Regions from separate parts of the Homo sapiens genome. Here region 1 is linked to region 2. The links are chromatin contacts, found by Hi-C or POLR2A ChIA-PET in ENCODE. All regions are on one chromosome and are shown on one strand. Each heading gives the region's core, a stretch centred on a gene start or an enhancer-like site at or near the end of the contact. The rest is flanking DNA. Distances are from core to core; before and after follow the strand shown. Region 1 overlaps ROR2 (receptor tyrosine kinase like orphan receptor 2). Region 2 overlaps ROR2 (receptor tyrosine kinase like orphan receptor 2).

What was found. Hi-C counts contacts between places; a loop is a spot of excess contacts on that map. ChIA-PET counts read pairs that join two places held with the same protein, here RNA polymerase II (POLR2A).
Region 1: a loop to region 2 is called in a map of heart left ventricle, with 4 times the contacts of the local background. The contact joins two enhancer-like sites. A Hi-C loop is called at or near these places in 1 of 168 maps with a recorded cell type or tissue (heart left ventricle). POLR2A ChIA-PET finds 5 or more read pairs at or near these places in 2 of 52 experiments (A673 and activated CD4-positive, alpha-beta T cell).

What each region holds. Positions count from the first base shown.
Region 1 is chr9:91,793,266-91,800,243 of GRCh38, forward strand. All of the region lies in intron 1 of ROR2 (receptor tyrosine kinase like orphan receptor 2), which reads right to left. Among named protein-coding and RNA genes, the nearest start is that of ROR2, 150 kb to the right of the region's middle. RefSeq lists an enhancer at 6,422-6,922. Within about 2 kb of position 3,411, at least 8 of the 41 ENCODE cell types and tissues checked have a DNase peak (open chromatin) inside an H3K27ac peak, as active enhancers do.
Region 2 is chr9:91,737,896-91,744,555 of GRCh38, forward strand. The region is part of intron 4 of ROR2 (receptor tyrosine kinase like orphan receptor 2); the gene reads right to left. Among named protein-coding and RNA genes, the nearest start is that of MIR3910-2, 100 kb to the left of the region's middle. Within about 2 kb of position 3,021, at least 3 of the 41 ENCODE cell types and tissues checked have a DNase peak (open chromatin) inside an H3K27ac peak, as active enhancers do.

The DNA of each region.
Region 1 (6,978 bases), core at 2,161-4,660, 56 kb after region 2:
AAATGATCCAAATATGTATGAAAACAAAGATTATTAATAAGGCAATTTTTCAACTAAATGGGAAGATGAAGGATGAATCCATAAATCACTGGAACAGGACAGTTATTTGAGAAAAAAAAAAGCTGAAGTCCTATCTCCTTCTTCATAAAAAGTAAATTCCAAATGATCACAGACTTAAGCATATAATACAAAACCATGAGTGAACAGCTCTGTTCATTAATGAGAAAAAAGACTATAGAAAACCAAAAGCACTTTGGGAGGCTGGTGCGGGTGGATCATGAGGTCAGGAGTCCAAGGCCAGCCTGGCCAACATAGTGAAACTCTGTCTCTACTAAAAATACAAAAAATTAGCCGGGCATGGTGGCAGGTGCCTGTAATCCCAGCTACTCAGGAGGCTGAGGCAGGAGAATTGCCTGAACCTGGGAGGGGGAGGTTGCAGTAAGCCATGATCATGCCATTGCACTCCAGCCCGGGCGACAGTGTGAGACTCCGTTTCAAAAAAAAAAAAAAAGACACAAAGAGTTTACATAAAAATAAAATTGCAATAGCTAATAAATATGAAAAGATTCAAAACTACAGTGCTAATTAAACAGAGGTAAACTGGGATAGGAAAGAGAGTTCATGCATGACAATGGAAGGGCTGGGAGTCGGATACCTATAGCCTGGTCCATGGTGTGAACGATGCCTCAAAATCTCTGCTGCACCATAAGGACTTCTACCAAAACCAGCCATGTGCCTATGCACAGTTCCACAGCCAGGAATTTATCTTCCAGGCTATCTGGAGGTGCAACTATAAGGATGCTTGTTCCAGCTCTGGTTGTCACAGCAAAAGATGGGAGACTATCCAAATACCAATCAAGCCCAAATTCATTAACGAATTACAGTATAGACACACAATTGTTAAATGAAATAGATAACAGTGGATATAATAAAAATACAATAAGGACAGCAATATTCACAAGTTTTGAGTGCTGGGCACTGGCTAAACCACTTCTCCTTAGTTATTTTGTTTAACTCTCAAAACAACACTAAGTTTCTACTGTCACCCCATCACCACTGAATTAATTGTCACACTTCACTGGGCTTGCAGCTTGAAGTAAATCTGTGCATGAGATGCAGAAAGTCGGCAGACTCACCAGTAAGTAAAGCAAGGTGAGAACCACAGTGTGTCCCTTTCCTGCCATTCCTGGACACACACAGCTTGACCTGTTACAGTCACCAGAAATCCCAGAAGAAACAAATCCACATAGAGGCTTTAGGGAGGGAAACCCAGTGAGCTGCTGTCTTAAGTATTTTAGCACATTTAGGCATTTCTTTTTGTCTTTCTCTTTTTTCTTGAGGCAGAGTCTCTGTCACCCAGGCCCAGGCTGGAGTGCAGTGGCGTGATCTTGGCTCACTGCAACCTCTGCCTCCCAGGTTCAAGCGATTCTCCTTAGGCATTTCTTTTTCAATTAAAAAAAAAACTAGTTTAATTTTTCTAATAAAAAAGTAAAACAAAATAATTCACCTTGGAAATTCTGATTTTAATGAGATTCTCTAGTTCTCTAAAAATTTTTAAATATTAATGTATTATAGGCCAGGCGCAGTGGCTCATACCTGTAATCCCAGCACTTTCGGAGGCCAAGGCAGGCAGATGACTTGAGGTCAAGACTTCGAGACCAGCCTGGGCAACATAGTGAAACCCAGTCTCTACTAAAAATACAAAGATTAGCTGGGTGTGGTGGCAGGCGCCTGTAATCCCAGCTACTCCGGAGGTTGAGGAGGCTTGCTTAAACTCAGGAGGTGGAGGTTGCAGTGAGCCAAGACTGTGCCACTGCACTCCAGCCTGGGCAACATAGCAAGACTCCATCTCAATAGAAAAAAAAAAAAGTAATGCATTATATAACAAAATATCAACTGCATGAAACTATATGTAGCTGCATTTAGATTTCTCTGCCTCTAATCGCCCCATGCATTTCTAATATGAGACAGAGTCTTTACATTCTGTTTTCTGAATATCTTCCATCCACCGTCTTTACATATTCAGTGCCATTAGCTGATGTCTGATTTCTACAATAAGAAGAACGAGAATTTTGGAATGAGGACAGAAATGTATATTTTATGGTGACTGTATTGTGGCACTGATGTTGAATATACTTAAGCAGTTTAAACTACTGTTTGTGATTATCATAAAAATACATGTAATTGCCAACTATGAATTTTTTCTTTAAACTAATGGATTAGTCACTTCTAAGCTTTCTCCTTTTAAAAGAATTTATTGAATGAATTAAGTTAGCAATCATATCACCAGACACTGCTTACTTCCCACGCCCCTATAAAAAAGAACATTTTTCAATACATTGTTTTCCCTAATTGAGACTCATAAACTCATAAATCATGGTTGTTTCCGAGCTTTTCCTTGAGGCCTTTTTATTTTCACAGCCAGAAGCCCTAAACTAATCAATCATGGCATCATGTCATGGGTAATTACCACTGGGTGATGTGCCTCCTGTTTCTCCAGGCTAAAGGGAAACTCTCAGCTTGGTATTTTAAAGCACTTTTGTCTGAACAACCAAATAGCACACAGGAACCTCTGTTATGGCAAAAATAAGCATGAATGTACATACAGGTGGGACAGCCTAGGAAACACGTGCACACTCACACCCATGACCCCTGACTCAGAGGCTCCCGGTGATGCCATCCTCACAGTGTTAAGTGACTTGGAAGATGAGACCATGAAAAGAACAAGTGCTGGTGGCACTCCCAGGCAAAGATCCCCAGGCTGGAGGAGTTGGCGCCTGAAGAAAACCAGAGCAAAACCTCAAGGGTCAGAGGGCCTGGGCATCGGTGCAGGGCTCACTTGAGACTGAACACGTTCCCCAGGGAAGATCTGTATGCTTCTAAAGAACACTTTTGGCCAGGCACAGTGAATCATGCCTGTAATCCCAGCACTTTGAGAGGCTGAGGCAGGTGGAATGCTTGAGCTCAGGAGTTTGAGACCAGCTTGGGCAACATGGCAAAACCTCATCTCTACAAAAATTAGCTGGGCATGGTGACGCACGCCAGTAATCTCAGCTACTCTGGAGGCTGAAGTGGGAGGACTGCTTGAGTCTGGGAGGTCAAGGCTGCAGTGAGCCGAGATGGCAATACTGCACTGCAGCCTGGGCAACAGAGTGAGACCTTGTCCCAAGGAAAAAAAAAAAAAAAAAAACATTTTCACATGTTTTACCTTTTCTTTCCAAATTCTCATGGCACATCTTCACTCTACAATTTTTGTGTCTTCCCAGATCTGTCTTCTGGAGTAGTTGTGATAATGTCTATTTGAGGTTCCAGTGTGACTAAGCTATGCCTGGGTACCTGGGTGGGACGCTGACGCCCTGGGCTCAGTGGGAGGGGTTGACATCCTGGATTCAGTAGGTGGGCCTGACAGTCTGGGCTAGTAGATGGGGCTGATACACTGGGACTAGTAGGTGGGGCTGACACCCTGGGCTCTGTGGGCGGGGCTGACACCCTGCATTCTGTGGGCAGGGCTGACACCCTGGGCTCTGTGGGTGGGGAATGACACCCTGGGATCTGTGGGTGGGGCTGACACCCTGGGCTCTGTGGGTGGGGCTGACACCCTGGCTCTGTGGGCGGGGCTGACACCCTGGGATCTGTGGATGGGGCTGACACCCTGGCTCTGTGGGCGGGGCTGACACCCTGGGATCTGTGGATAGGGCTGACACCCTGGGCTCTGTGGGTGGGGCTGACACCCTGGGCTCTGTGGGCGGGGCTGACACCCTGGGATCTGTGGATGGGGCTGACACCCTGGCTCTGTGGGCGGGGCTGACACCCTGGGATCTGTGGATAGGGCTGACACCCTGGGCTCTGTGGGTGGGGCTGACACCCTGGGCTCTGTGGGTGGGGAATGACACACTGGGCTTTGTGGGAGAGGCTGACACCCTGGGCTAGTGGGTAGAGTTGACACCATGGGGTCTGTTAGTGGGGAATGACACCCTGGGCTCTGTGGGTGGGGCTGACACCCTGCATTCTGTGGGCAGGGCTGACACCCTGGGCTCTGTGGGTGGGGAATGACACCCTGGGATCTGTGGGTGGGGCTGACACCCTGGGCTCTGTGGGTGGGGCTGACACCCTGGGATCTGTGGATAGGGCTGACACCCTGGGCTCTGTGGGTGGGGCTGACACCCTGGGCTCTGTGGGTGGGGAATGACACACTGGGCTCTGTGGGCGAGGCTGACACCCTGGGCTAGTGGGTGGAGTTGACACCATGGGGTCTGTTAGTGGGGAATGACACCCTGGGCTCTGTGGGTGGGGCTGACACCCTGCATTCTGTGGGCGGGGCTGACACCCTAGGCTCTGTGGGTGGGGAATGACACCCTGGGATCTGTGGGTGGGGCTGACACCCTGGGCTCTGTGGGTGGGGCTGACACCCTGGGATCTGTGGATAGGGCTGACACCCTGGGCTCTGTGGGTGGGGCTGACACCCTGGGCTCTGTGGGCGGGGCTGACACCCTGGGATCTGTGGATAGGGCTGACACCCTGGGCTCTGTGGGTGGGGCTGACACCCTGGGCTCTGTGGGTGGGGAATGACACACTGGGCTTTGTGGGAGAGGCTGACACCCTGGGCTAGTGGGTAGAGTTGACACCATGGGGTCTGTTAGTGGGGAATGACACCCTGGGCTCTGTGGGTGGGGCTGACACCCTGCATTCTGTGGGCAGGGCTGACACCCTGGGCTCTGTGGGTGGGGAATGACACCCTGGGATCTGTGGGTGGGGCTGACACCCTGGGCTCTGTGGGTGGGGCTGACACCCTGGGATCTGTGGATAGGGCTGACACCCTGGGCTCTGTGGGTGGGGCTGACACCCTGGGCTCTGTGGGTGGGGAATGACACACTGGGCTCTGTGGGCGAGGCTGACACCCTGGGCTAGTGGGTGGAGTTGACACCATGGGGTCTGTTAGTGGGGAATGACACCCTGGGCTCTGTGGGTGGGGCTGACACCCTGCATTCTGTGGGCGGGGCTGACACCCTAGGCTCTGTGGGTGGGGAATGACACCCTGGGATCTGTGGGTGCGGCTGACGCCCTGGGCTAGTGAGTGGAGCTGACACCCTGGGCTCTGTGGGTGGGGAATGACACCCTGGGCTAGTGGGCGGGGCTGACACCCTGGGCTCTGTGGGTGGGGCTGACACCCTGGGCTCTGTGGGCGGGGCTGACACCCTGGGCTCTGTAGGTGGGGAATGACACCCTGGGATCTGTGGGTGGGGCTGACACCCTGGGCTCTGTGGGTGGGGAATGACACCCTGGGATCTGTGGGTGCAGCTGACGCCCTGGGCTAGTGAGTGGAGCTGACACCCTGGGCTCTGTGGGTGGGGAATGACACCCTGGGCTCTGTGGGCGAGCTGACACCCTGGGCTCTGTGGGTGGGGCTGACACCCTGGGCTCTGTGGGCGGGGCTGACACCCTGGGCCCTGCTATCTTGTCCATGAATTTTTCAGTGTGAGATGCCCCCTCTCATCCTCCAGCTCTGTGCTCTACTTTTGTCTACTTTCGTTTTGCCAGAACACAGTGTGGAGGAAATCCTGTGCTTTCTATTGTGACTCAGTTCTGTATCTGTGAAGTGGGTGACCCTTGGGATTGGAGAAGCAGGCGGGAGAGATACACCACGCAGCAGAGACGCTCTGACCCTGTGCACCTGCAAGTGCCTTCACAGAGAAAGAGCAACCTCTTGGAGACTTGCGATTAAGAATTTCCACACAGAAACACCAAGCTGAAGAGAGATCCATTCCCCACCCACTCTGTCTCACACATGCCCCTCGCGCCCTGTCACTCTGATTTGGCATTGTTCCTTTTCTTGTTCTGAATCCACCTGTGTGTGGTGGAGCCAAGTTGTGATGGAGTGGTTTCCTTTTCTGTTGCAGTTCTCTCCCCACCCTCTGGAAGGTATCTTTCCTCTACTCCAGTGGTTTTCAATGACACTGCCCCAGGGGACACTGCCAAAGCCGAAGACATTTTTGATGATCAGACTTGGGAGGTGCCCCTTGGCCTCTCATGAGTGGAATCCAGGGACGCTGCTCACTCCCCCCAACACACAGGACAGCCCAGCATGGAGTATGACCGTCCCAAGTGTGGACAGTGCCGAGACGGGGGCACGCATTCCCCTCCAGCCCACCTTACATTCTCCCTGCGGGCTCTCAGCACGGAGGTGGCCAGCCTTAGAGTTGAAATAAAATGCAGCTATAACGGAGTCCAGCCATCAACTCTGTGCTGCACCCTCTCCCCATGTGCACTCAGAAACGGAGCCCTTAGGAGGTTCTGGCCAGATGGGGGCCATGCAGAGCCTGCCTCTGCCACCTACCAGCCCTGAGCCAAGGCAGGAAACACAGCTTCTCTGCCTCCATCTCCTTAAATACCAAGTAGGGACAAGGAAAGCTCTCTCCAGCTTACTGAACTGTGTCTCACATTCCTGACACACAAGTCCATAAATGCCAGTTGTTTTTCTCCATCTCTCCCCTTTTCTAATTTTTCCACCTCTCACCACTCATTTGGGAAAAATCCCTGATGCCAGCAATGCTCCTGGCCCACTGTACCCCTCAGCAGGGGCCATGGCTCCCTTCTCAAGGAACCCCCACACAGTGGCACCCAGCTCTAGCCCCAGGTGTGCGTGGCCAGGGTCCACCAAACAGCAAGGCCACAGCTGAGGAGTGAAGGGAGACACATGGGGCAGCACAAGCCGTTCAGGCCTTACTTTCCTTTTTTGTGACTTTTGGACATTTGTTCATTCATAACTCATCAGCCTCTTAGAGAATAACATCACTGGCCCGGTGCAGTGGCTCATGCCTGTAATCCCAGCACTTTGGGAGGCTGAAGTGGGTGGATCACCTGAGGTCAGGAGTTCGAGACCAGTCCGGCCAACATGGTGAAACCCTGTCTCTACTAAAAGTACAAAAATTAGCCGGGGGCGGTGGCACACGCCTATAATCCCAGCTACTCAGGAGGCTG
Region 2 (6,660 bases), core at 1,771-4,270:
GTATGATTCCAATCATATGACATTCTAGAAAGTGCAAAACCATGGACAGCAAAACTATAGAGACTGGTTATAGAGAAATGTCAGTGGATGCCAGGGGTTATGAGGGAGGGAGGGATGGATTCCAAGAGACACACTGGGGTTTTAGGGCAGTGAAATATTCTGTATGATACTGTAATGGTGAGCACACGTCACTATACATTGGGCAAAACCCATAGAAGGTAAAACATAAAGAATAAGCCCTAATGTAAACTACTGATTTTAGTTAATAATAATGTTATCAATATTGGCTCAGCAGCAATAAATGTCTCACATGAATGCAAGACATTAAAATAAGGGAAACTATGAGAAGGAGGGCGGGAAGACTCTGGATTTTCTGTTCAATTTTTCTATAAACCTACAACTGTTCTAAAAAATGCCTATTAATTTCAAAAAATTCCACATCTTTAAGGGAGTATGGAAAAAGAATGGGAGGACTGGTTAAGGGTGAGGATGATTCTTGAGGTGAAGGGTACACGGGGATGGGTATGTGTTTGTGTATACATGCACATACCCAGAACATCAGGCACGTGTTTCACCTTACCCTTGAACTATTTAATACATCAGGGACATTATGGCAATGCCCCTGCAAACTTCCCTTGTTTGCAAACAAGGCTTTTATGATAACGATGACAATCCACAAGGTAAACAGCAGAAATATTTGAAAAGGAGAAAAGCAATACACAAATGTATTCTCTACTATGTTCAAAGGTGATGGTAGGGACTCCAAGAAGTCCAAGCCTCAAAGAACTCACAGAATGGCATACATGCATGCCTACTCTACGCAGAAGTGCGACCTGGCCACCGCTGCATGGACGGCACAGACTGCATGTCACAGGCGTAGGAGGTCAGAAGAGGGAGAGACACGGACAGGCTGTTCTCCCTCCTGCTCCTCCCGGTCAGCCTGCATGGATGGGAAGATGGGGTAATCCTTTCCCAGGTCCCCAGGTTGGAGTTTGTGCTGAATTATTTTCTGCAGAAACTGTTGGTCTGGCTTCAGCCAATGAAAGCCATCATGATAAGTATCCTGGAGGATTTTAAAGTGGTGCTCAGGACCCTCCAAAGGTCCATTGACGCCAATGAGCCACAGCAGACACATCGGGGGCTGCCACTGCTGGCAGAAGAGGGGACTGAAGATGCTCGGACAAGCCTTGCATGAGCACCTCAAGCCTGTAGCTTGTTTTCCAGAAAATCTGGAACCTACCCCATAAGCCTGAGAGCACTCGGCTTTCCATTCTACATCCATTTAGAGTAGACCATCCCCAAATGAAATCTGAATTCTGTTCAATTTAAGGCTAGGCACAGTGGCTCGTGCCTGTAATCCCAGCACTTTGGGAGGCCAAGGCTGGTGAATCACTTGAGCCCAGGAGATCGAGACCAGTCTGGGCAACATGGTGAAACCCCACCTCTATAAAAAATACAAAAACTAGCTGGGCGTGGTGGCGTGTGCCTGTAGTCTCAGCTACTCAGGAGGCTGAAGTGGGAGGATCACTTGAACTGGGAGACAGAGGCTGCAGTGAGCCGAGATCAAACTACTGGGCTCCAGCCTGGGTGACAAGAGCAAGACCCTGTCTTTAAATTTAAAAAAAAAAAAAAAAAAAAAAAAGAATGTGTTCAGTTTAACCACATGGATTTAAAATCCCTATCTGAACTCTCTTGCTAAGGCAGAGGCTGAACACTTGCAATAGTGAAGACCTTCTCAAGCTTCTGCAGAAAACCCTTTTCTCAAAGAACAGAACCTGGAGCTATAAATACTTCAAGAAAGAGATTTTGGTGTTAACTCCAGCTCACCAGCCATTGTTTCCTTGGGTTAAGGGTTCCTTAAAGGTAGTTTAAATAGGCAGCACATGTGTTAACAATGCGAGCCTGCCTGCCCAGCTTTCACTCTTTTTGCACTGGAGTTAACTGCTGATTAGACACTGGCCACACTACCAACATAAATGGAAGTCACCTCTGCCTGGGTATGTGCTGGACATGTCCCTGTCTGGAGGCGGGCTCAGGGTGCTTTGTCCACTCTGCTAGAAAAATCATTAAGACATGCCTGATCAGATTAATGTCAGCTATGCCTAAGCTATGAGATTCAGATCAGTCCCTTGGGATGCCCCCACAAGTGTAAGCCATTTCTTTTCTACCTTGCAAGAGTCAAGGAAGAGAAGGTTGTTCCCCCTGTTGCAGGCTTCTCCCTGGCCGCTGGTCAGGTGCCCACAGGACAGAGAGAGCAAGGGATGTAAGGAAGATGACAAGGGGGTGCTGGGGTGGAGGGTGCTCCTGCCATCATACCCCGCTCACACTTCCCTCACCGAAGCGGGCTTTCAATCTGAATAGACAATATCCAGGCTGGGCGCGGTGGCTCAAACCTGTAATCCCAGCACTTTGGGAGGCCAAGGTGGGAGGATCACAAGGTCAGAAGATCGAGACCATCCTGGCTAACACGGTGAAACCCCATCTCTACTAAAAATACAAAAACAAAATTAGCCAGGCGTAGTGGTGGGTACCTGTAGTCCCAGCTACTCGGGAGGCTGGGGCAGGAGAATGGCGTGAACCCAGGAGGCGGAGCTTGCAGTGAGCCGAGAATACGCCACTGCACTCCAGCCTGGGTGACAAAGCAAGACTCTGTTTCGGGCGGGGGGGGGAATATATATATGTATATATATATATACATATATATATCCCCAAAAAGCCAGATAGAAGTGCTTGGAAAATGGCATCTTTGCTTTTGAATTGTCTGAGAAAACTATGGGAGTTGCTTTCTATTTTCCAACAATTATATTTTATCTTTATCTGGCACATTTGGGGCCTTGGAAGAGGAACAGAGCTGGAGAGAGTCTGTTAAGTGGATCCCTGGGAAAGCAAGGAAAGGACTGAAACGGAATTTGGCAGCTATAAAATTCCTTCAGCAACGTAAGTGCAGTAGACATGCTCACCAGCTGGTGGAGCATCCACGTTTCAGAAATGAAGTGTGGAAATCCCCTGCCCCTCATGCTGCCAGGCACTGATCCAAGGCCTGACGGGACATGGATGAAGAAGAAACTTCTACACCAAGAAGTGATTGTCAGGGAGGAGAGAGGGTGCTAAATAAAGACAACTCGGCCGGGTGCGGTGGCTCACGCCTGTAATCCCAGAACTTTGGGAGGCCAAGGTGGGTGGATCATGAGGTCAGGCGATCGAGACCATCCTGGCCAACATGATGAAACTCCGTCTCTATTAAAATACAAACAATTAGCCGGGTGTGGTGGTGCACACCTGTAGTCCCAGCTACTCGGGAGGCTGAGGCAGGGGAATCGCTTGAACCCGGGAGGCAGAGGTTGCAGTGAGCAGAGATTGTGCCACTGCACTCCAGCCTGGTGACAGAGCAAGACTCTGTCTCAAGTAGTAATAATAATAATAATAATAATAATAATAATAATAATAAAATAATGACAACCCTGGGTAAGAAAAGCAACAGGAGAGGGGTAGGAGATCAGGGAGAAACAGAGGCAGGGGCCAGCAGACTGTGATGGCAGGTGCTCCTCCACCAAGACTGGCAAGATGGTGGGGATCCACAGCCTTCCCCTAGATGACACATGCTGAGAATAAAAATTCATGGGTATTAATAATGAAGGAGGTTTAAAGGAAACTAAGGCTTTTTTAAGGTTGAAAAGGAATCCATGTCAAAATTCAAATGTAGCTACATATTGCATAGGAAGTTAACATTTTCCCCTAATTGTTTTGTTACAAAGTAGTAACCCATTCTCATAATTGTTTATCTTATTATGAGAGAGGCTGACTGTCTAAATGGGCTGCCTGCCTAGGTGAAGCAGAGGAAGCTCAATCTGTGACTCACCAGGAGACAGAGCAGACCAGCCACATTCACAAAGCAAAAACTCCCTAAGCATTGGGTGCTCTGACAGTAAGCTAATATGCAGCTGTATCAAAACTCAATACTCTTTACTTTGAATGCAAAACCTAGCATACAAACCATGATGTCCACTATACAATAAAATTACCAGACATGCAAAGAAACAGGAAAATATAACCCGTGGTCAAGAGAAACAAACACAAAGATAACCTAGATGTAAGAATCAGCAGAGCAGGTTGGATTAGGCCATTTTCATACCACTGATAAAAGACATACCTGAGACTGTGAGCAAAAAGGAGTTTAATTGGACTTACAGTTCCACATGGCTGTGGAGGCCTCAGAATCATGGTGGGAGGCACAAGGCACTTCTTACATTGGCAGCGGCAAGAGAAAAATGAGGAAGAAGCAAAAGTGGAAACCCCTGATAAACCCATCAGACCTCGTGAGACTTACTGTGACAAGAACAGCACAGGAAAGACCGACCCCCATGATTCAATTACCTCCCCCTGGGTCCCTCCCGCTACATGTGGGTGATTCAATTACCTCCCCCTGGATCCCTCCTGCAACATGTGGGAATTCTGGGAGATACAATTCAAGTTGAGATTTGGGTGGGGACACAGCCAAACCGTATCACAGGGCTTTAAAGTAATAGATGTGGAAAACACAGAAGAAGGTGTAGTGAAGATGTGGGGTATTTCAGGAGGGATGGAAACTATAAAAGAACTAAACAGGAAGCCTAGAACTGAAACATAAGAGTCTACAATAAAAGATTCATTGGATGGTGCAGCCATGCACCACATAACGATGTTTTTGGTTAACAGCAGACCACATACACAATGGTGGCCCCCTAAGATTACAATGGAGCTGAAAAATCCTCATCGCCTAGTGACATCGGAGCTGTCATAACACTGTAGTGCAATTACTCAATTTTTAATAAACTCACTGTAGCCTAAATGTATAGCGTTTACACAGTCTACAGTAGTGTACAGTAATGTGTAATGTCCTGGGCCTTCACATTCACTCGCGACTTACTCACTGACTCACCAGCAACAGCTTCCAGTCCTGCAAGCTCCATTCATGGTAAGTGCCCTATGTAAGTGTACCATTTCTTAATTTTTATACCATATTTTTACTGTACCTTTGCTGTGTTTAGATATACAAATACCATTACGTTACTGTTGCCTACAGTATTCAGTATAGTCATATGCTGTACAAGTCTGTAGCCTAGGAGCAACAGGCTGTACCATATAGCCTAGGTGTGCAGTAGGGGAAATCATCTAGGTTTGTGTGAGTACACTCTATGATGTCCCTACAAGGAGAAAATCACTAATGCATTTCTCACAACGTATCTCCACTGTTACATGATGCATGACTGTATAACAGAGTGGATACAGCAGAAGAAAAAAATCTATGAACTTGAAGACAGATCAACAGGAGATTTCCAAACTGAAGCAAAGAGACAAAAAGACTGACAACTCTGATACAAATATCTAACAAGGACATCAGAAAAATATGATAAGGGCCGGGTGCAGTGGCTCACATCTGTAATCCCAGCATTTTGGGAGGCCGAGGCAGGTGAATCACTTGAGGTCAGGAGTTCAAGACCAGCCTGGCCAACATTGTGAAACGCCATCTCTACTAAAAATACAAAATTAGCCAGGCGTGGTGATGCGTGCCTGTAATCCCAGTTACTCAGAAGGCTGAGGCAGGACAATCGCTTGAACCTGGAAGGTGGAAGTTGCCATGAGCCAAGATCATGCCATTGCACTACAGCCTGGGTGACAGAGTAGGACTCCATCTCAAAAAAAAAGAAAAAAGAAAAGAAAAATACGATAAGGACATCACAAGAGTATCTAACAAGGACACCACAAGAGCGTTACAGACCAAAATGCCTACCATCAAAAGGGGCAACGTCCTCCTCAAAACATTAGCAAACTGAATCCAGCAAAATAAACACAGACAATACTAAAGAGGCCCATGGACCAACTGGGGTTAATTTAATGCCACTGCACTCTATATTTGAAAATGGTTAAAATACCTGGGAATAAACCTAACAAAAGATGTCCAAGGCCTCCACACTTGAAACTTCAAAAATCACAATATTGAAATGAAAACATGTTCACAAAAATATGTGAAAACAAATGTTCATGGCTTTATTTATAATTGCCCCCAAATGCTCATCAATAGGTGAATAAACATATTGTAGTACATTCATACAACAGAATACTTCTCAATAAACAGGAATGAAGTGCTGTATAGTTAACCAGAATAAATCTTTCAGACATTACATTTAATGAAAGAGGCCAGACATAAGAGTCTCCAAACAAAATGTCAACAGCACAAGGCAGGAATTTTTAGTTTTTATCTGTTGCATTCATTGTTGTATCCTCAATGTCTTGAATGGGACCTGGCGCACAGTTGACCCTCCACAGAAATTTGTTAACTTTTTTTTTTTTTTTTTTTTTTTTGAGAGACAGAGTATTGCTCTGTCGCTCGCCCAGGCTGGAGTGCAGTATCACGATCTTGGCTCACTGCCACCTCCACCTCCTGGAGGTTGATTCTTCTGCCCAGCTTCCCAAGTAGCTGGGACTACAGGCAGTCACCACCACACCCAGCTAATTTTTGTATTTTTTAGTAGAGATAGAGTTTCATCATATGTTGGCCAGGCTGGTCTCAAACTCCGGACCTCAGGTGATAAGCCCACCTCAGCCTCCCAAAGTGCTGGGATTACACGCGTGAGCCACCACGCCCAGCTGAAGCTGAAATGTGTTAACTGAATGAATGAT